Linked DNA regions of Homo sapiens: region 1 is linked to region 2. Evidence: chromatin contacts called from ENCODE Hi-C or POLR2A ChIA-PET data. All regions are on one chromosome and are shown on one strand. The core of a region is the stretch at or near the end of the contact, and the rest is flanking DNA. Distances in the headings are between cores, read along the strand shown.

What was found. Hi-C counts contacts between places; a loop is a spot of excess contacts on that map. ChIA-PET counts read pairs that join two places held with the same protein, here RNA polymerase II (POLR2A). Pooled maps may share reads with other maps.
Region 1: a map of HCT116 shows a loop between it and region 2 (2.0-fold over the local background). The contact joins two enhancer-like sites. A Hi-C loop is called at or near these places in 2 of 168 maps with a recorded cell type or tissue (HCT116 and MCF 10A), 1 of 37 single-sample maps with no recorded cell type and 11 of 50 pooled maps. POLR2A ChIA-PET finds 5 or more read pairs at or near these places in 2 of 52 experiments (MCF 10A and activated CD4-positive, alpha-beta T cell).

Annotation. Positions count from the first base shown.
Region 1 is chr7:36,657,763-36,660,485 of GRCh38, reverse strand. AOAH (acyloxyacyl hydrolase) reads left to right here. Exons shown (of 21, transcript NM_001637.4): 4 at 1,221-1,320. Among named protein-coding and RNA genes, the nearest start is that of AOAH-IT1, 59 kb to the right of the region's middle. Within about 2 kb of position 1,290, at least 11 of the 41 ENCODE cell types and tissues checked have a DNase peak (open chromatin) inside an H3K27ac peak, as active enhancers do.
Region 2 is chr7:36,968,221-36,971,011 of GRCh38, reverse strand. All of the region lies in intron 16 of ELMO1 (engulfment and cell motility 1), which reads left to right. Among named protein-coding and RNA genes, the nearest start is that of ELMO1-AS1, 28 kb to the left of the region's middle. Within about 2 kb of position 1,456, at least 2 of the 41 ENCODE cell types and tissues checked have a DNase peak (open chromatin) inside an H3K27ac peak, as active enhancers do.

The DNA.
Region 1 (2,723 bases), core at 41-2,540, 310 kb after region 2:
AACTTAGCCAAGCATGGTGGTGGGTGCCTATAATCCCAGCTGCTGGGGAGGCTGAGGCAGAAGAATCACTTGAACCCAGGGGGCGGAGGTTGCAGTTAGCAGAGATTATTCCACTGCACTCCAGCCTGGGCGACAGAGCAAGACTCTGCGTCAAAAAAACAAAAACAAACAAACAAAAGACTCTGTTCCCAAATAATTGGGGAGACTGATTTGAGTAATAATAATGTCAAGCACGTCCGTGTGAAGAGACCACCAAACAGGCTTTGCGTGAGCAATAAAGCTGTTTATTCACTTGGGTGCAAGTGGGCTGAGTCCGAAAAGACAGTCAGCGAAGGGAGATGGGGAAGCGGTTGCTTTATAGGAGTTGGGTAGGTAATGGAAAATTACAATAAAAGGTAGTTATTTACTGTTAGCAGAGGAGAGGGTTGCAAGGTACATGGTGGAGAGATCATAAGACTTATTGTCCAGAAGAAGAATGTCACAAAGTCAAATGATCAACTAAGATAGGGCAGGGACAAGTCACGATAGTAAAATATTGTAATTTTACTCAGTTAAGGCAGGGACTGGCTGTTTTACTTCTTTGTAGTTTTTCTTTGGCTGCTCCAGACTTCTTGGCTCCTGCAGGCCATCTAGACGGATATGTGCAGGTCACAGGGGTTATAATGGCCGAGCTTCGGCTCAGAGGCCTGACAAAACTCTGACCTCTCGCAGGAAAAAAAAAAAAAAAAAAGAAAGAAAAAAGAAATATGTTTATAAGGGAATAGAATAGATTGTTTGGATTGTGCCTAAGAAAGTAAGGTTAGGTGTTTAAGGCTATATCGTAAATGATTTTTCACTATAAGGTTACCATGTTTCAAAGGCCCAAACTTCAAAATATTGTTTCCATCAAGTTACGTCCCTGCCCACTTTTTCTTTCCCAATTTTATGTGTGGCTTTGCCTGAAAAGAATCCCAGCACTCGCGTGAGAGGCTGACTGGCAGCTCAGTGCTGTGCATGCCCCATCCTCGCCTTTAGGACCTCATTCTAAATGCAGGAGAGAGCAACAGTGGCAGGAAATCATTACCATCCAGCAGCTCCCCGGGATTGGGGTCAAAGGCCACTCTGCAAGGAGTTGAGGGTATTAGAATCCATTCTGGGGATTTACCTTTCTTTGCAGTAGCTTCTGTTTCCTAATGCCTAAGAGATCTGAATAGCCTTTGTTTTGCACCGTTTCCCTCCAGGCTTAGCGCAGATATGAATGCTGATGTGGTATGTCACACTCTGGAGTTTTGTAAACAGAACACTGGCCAACCATTGTGTCATCTCTACCCTCTTCCCAAGGTGAGTGTGTAATCACTCTGAACATCTGTTTCCAGGGACATGCAAGGCTTTTGGAAATGTTAGAAAGGGAGGCTTAGCTTTTACTCGCTCAGTGTTTTGGGGACAGGGAGAGGCAAGATGACATTTTCAATTACCCCGCAAGAAATAATATTCCTGCATTTTGGCCTAGATCCATACTACCATGCTAGAAAGAATGTCTTTGCTGTTCAGCCATTGTGGACTGTAATTTTGAGCTGGCCTGCCAGTAGGTAGGAAATCTGATCAAAGAGACGCAGAGGTTTAAATCCCTATCACTTAAAAATCAAGCAAGTCACTCTCACAGAGTGAGCAACTCATGCCAGTTTGCCCAGGACTTTCCTGCCATGAGCACTGAAAGCCCCACATCTTGGGAAATCCTGGGCAGTTGGTCACCCTACGCTGAGCCTTATTGCTCTTACTCATAAAATGGGTTATGATAAACTACCTCCCACAGTGGTTTATTGTGGGAAGTCGGTGAGCTAATATGTAAAAAATGCTTAGCACAATAACTGATACAGTTTTTAAAGTGTTAAGAGAAATGACTGCTAAATGATCATTATTGATAACATTATTATTCAGTGATAGCTGTTCAGAGGACCCTGTGTGCATTATATCATTTTGTGTAGCTTTTAATTAGATTGCGGAGAGGAGGCTGCAAATGTTGACACAATTCCCTCCGCACACTCTGGATGAGAGGATAATATTGAATCCAGTTAGGCCACAGAATATTAATTTTCAGGAGCTGCCCGTGAAAAAAAATTCTTTGCCTTCTTTCTTGAATTGTAGTTTTTCTGGATATAACACAATAGGTTTCTATTTTAATTGTAATTTCCTTTTTATTCATGTTAAAATGAAGTTCATTTTAGTGCTTTGTGGCCTAACCAATGACCATGATTTTGCTGATGGACAGTATTAAATACATCAGCCTGTCTCCTTGAGCAGGAAGTAAGAGATGCAACTACCTGAGGAACGTGTATATTTCAAGCTTCCTCTGTCACTGACTAAGTGCGAATTAAATTTCCCCTAATTCCACCTGAGAAGCTGCAGGCTCCACTGGTACCTAGAAGAGTTAGTTAACTTTAATTAAAAAAAAAACTTTTCATGTGTTCAAATAGCGTGTGACTATTGTATCATAATATCATAATATTTTCTGTTTGATATTGCAAGGAAGAAATGGGTCTCTGTGTAGAAATGCAAGTGACACAGGTTTTGTGATTTCCTTAAATAATAATGTCATGTATACATTACACCCACAGCTACACATAGTCGCAAAAAGTTCAACTTTAAATTGTCCCATTTAAAATGGCATTCTTTATTTTTATACTCTCTAGAGTTTACTTCTGAAATTTCATGTCCTTGTCTTCCTACCCTGACCCCCTTCTCAA
Region 2 (2,791 bases), core at 207-2,706:
CCCATCTCCTTGGCAATGGCAGTGAGGATGGTGTGTCATTCTGATGTCCAGCTCTGTCAGGTACCAGGTAGCTGGAATGGCAAGGCTCCTGGCCTCTCCCCTCATGTCTCCCTCATGTGAGCAGCCTTATCCTGTGCGTCGATGTTCTTCTGAATGCCATGTTTTTTCCTAATCCCACTCTGGAGAATCAGGAGTTTCAGACTGAGTGGCCAGCTCTGACATTGCACAACCACATACCTAAGTAACTCAGGTTTTGTGTTTTGTTCTTGCATTGAGGAAAAGAGAAGACAGGAAGCTATTGTGCTCTTATTTCAGAAGAGTGGTAAAAGTGTGGTCATTTTGTCACTTGTCACCAGTATTCAGTGATTCAACAAAACCTTTATCAAGTGTATACTACATGCCTAGTAATGTGCCAGGGACATGGAAGGAATTCAAAAAGAATACAATCCAGCTTTTGCTCTCAGGGATCTTAGAAAACAGTGAAAAGCTTATAAGATTGTAAGCAACATTAGCTAGTTAACCACAGAGTGGGAAGCCTCCAGTGGACTAAGTTGCAGTCCACTGTTTTGTGGCTACCACATTTAGAAAAAGCACACTCCACACTGGCATGGTTTTCCCAACCAGGTTATCATGTCTGCTGCTCAGCTGCATCTGGATAAATTGTGTAATATGATTTTATTGTATAGAATGCCGTGCATGTGTGTGTATTGGACAGAGGAAGATTACCAAGAAATAATTCATGGAACAAAGAAGGTATTAGGACAGCATTCAGCATATGATCCTTGGTGTGCGTGTGTGTGTGTGTGTGTGTGTGTGTGTGTGTGTGTGTGTTAAGTGTATGAATGTATTTGTGTGTGTGTTTGTGTGTGTGTTTACATATATAAGGAGAGCCTGAAAAATGAATACAATGCTATCAAGAGTGGATAATGATGGAGAATGAGACTGGAGAATCCAGAAGAAGAGTTTTATTTTTAGTATAGTATTCTTTAGTACATATTTTTACTATCGGTATAGTTTGACTTTTATAATAATTTTATTTAACCATCAAAGTAAATTCTTGAAAAATAGAAATCTTGTTAAAATATTAATAAAAATAAAACCCCTTACAATAATATGAACAACAGGGAAGCGACTAAAGGGGTTCATAAAGGGAATGTTTTACTCTTGACTTTAATTATTAAAGAAATATGATTTATTTAGAGTTTGTTTTGGAAATATTTAAAGCAGTGATTTTCATCCTTTACTAGATGTAGCCACCTTTTGAGTCTTTTAAAAATTAAGACCCAGCCCCAGGATCATCCCAGACTTTCTAAGCCAGAATTTCAAGTGAGGCTTAAGCAAGTGTGTTTTTAAACAGCACACACACCTCCTACCCCACACCCCCACCACATACTACACACATATACCACCACCAGCAGCTTCCTCAATCAATTCTGATGTGCACCAACTTAAGGCATAAAACTAGGGAAGTGATGCAAGTGGGGGGAAGCAATTGTGGCTGTAAACATACTGAGTTAAACTTCCTGTGAAATGACACAGATCTTAAATTGGGTTGAAAAACAATATACAATATCATGAATATTGAATTCACCACATATCATTATCACCCAAATATGAGAAAAAGCTAGAAATGCAAGAAGAAATGAATAAAAATATAGCTGGACTGACATTCATTACACTATTACTCTAGTATGTTAAAATATAATCTATAGAATACTTCAATAATATAATTAATGTGTCAACTAATAGGTACATATTGAATTGATACCTTTAAATATAGCTGTGATGGCATGTCTTTACATGGTAACTGTATTATGTTAAAATATAATATATAGAATACTTTAATAATATAATTAACATGTCAACTACTAGGTAGGTACATACTGAATTGATACCCTCCACTGAGAGTATGCCTTATTTTTCAGTATCCATGCAACTTTTTCAAAAATGCATCACTTACATGGCTAAAGATCCTCAATAAATTCTCAAAGGCTTTTAAATAACCACTGAACCAAAGAGGAAATCTAAACTACTACTAAAGATTACAAAAATGATGACAGTGAGAACATCACATGCCAAAACTTATGGGATATAGCCAAAGCTGCCCTCAAATAGTATATTTGTAGCCCCAAAATTATTTTTTTTAATTATTTATATAGAAAGAATGAAAACAAGTGAACTCAGGATATAACTCATTTTAGAAAATAACAACAAAAGCACCCAAAGAATACAAAAGGAAAGATAATGCAAGGCAATAAACTAGAAAATAAAAGAAATAATAGAATCAATAAATGAATCTAAGAACTATTTCTGTTAAGGCAATTATTTAATAGAAATAATTGACAATTGACATTGACAATCTATCAAATAAAATGTAGAGAAAATGTAAGAATTAACAAAATTTAATTGAAAATGACATAGAGACATAGAGCTGATTAAAATATTATTAATGAATTTAATGGGTGGCAATATGCCAGTGTGCTTTACAAAGCTCAATTAGTACACCCAGACACGCATGCCTGCACAAACAAAATAACTATGGGCTATCTGTGAATAATATATTTGGGATAAAATATATACATTGCTCATAAAGCAAAGTGTCATACTTTGCCAGTTGAAGTATAGATTAGTACAGTCTTTCTGAAAATGGCAATATATATTAAGAACTTAAAATTTTCTGTGATATTTATCCTTCTATTCCAAGTCAAAGACTTTATCCTAAGAAAATCAGAAGTGCAGAATAAATATTCTTTGATATTTTAAGAGAGACTTTAGGAAGACTCATGTCATT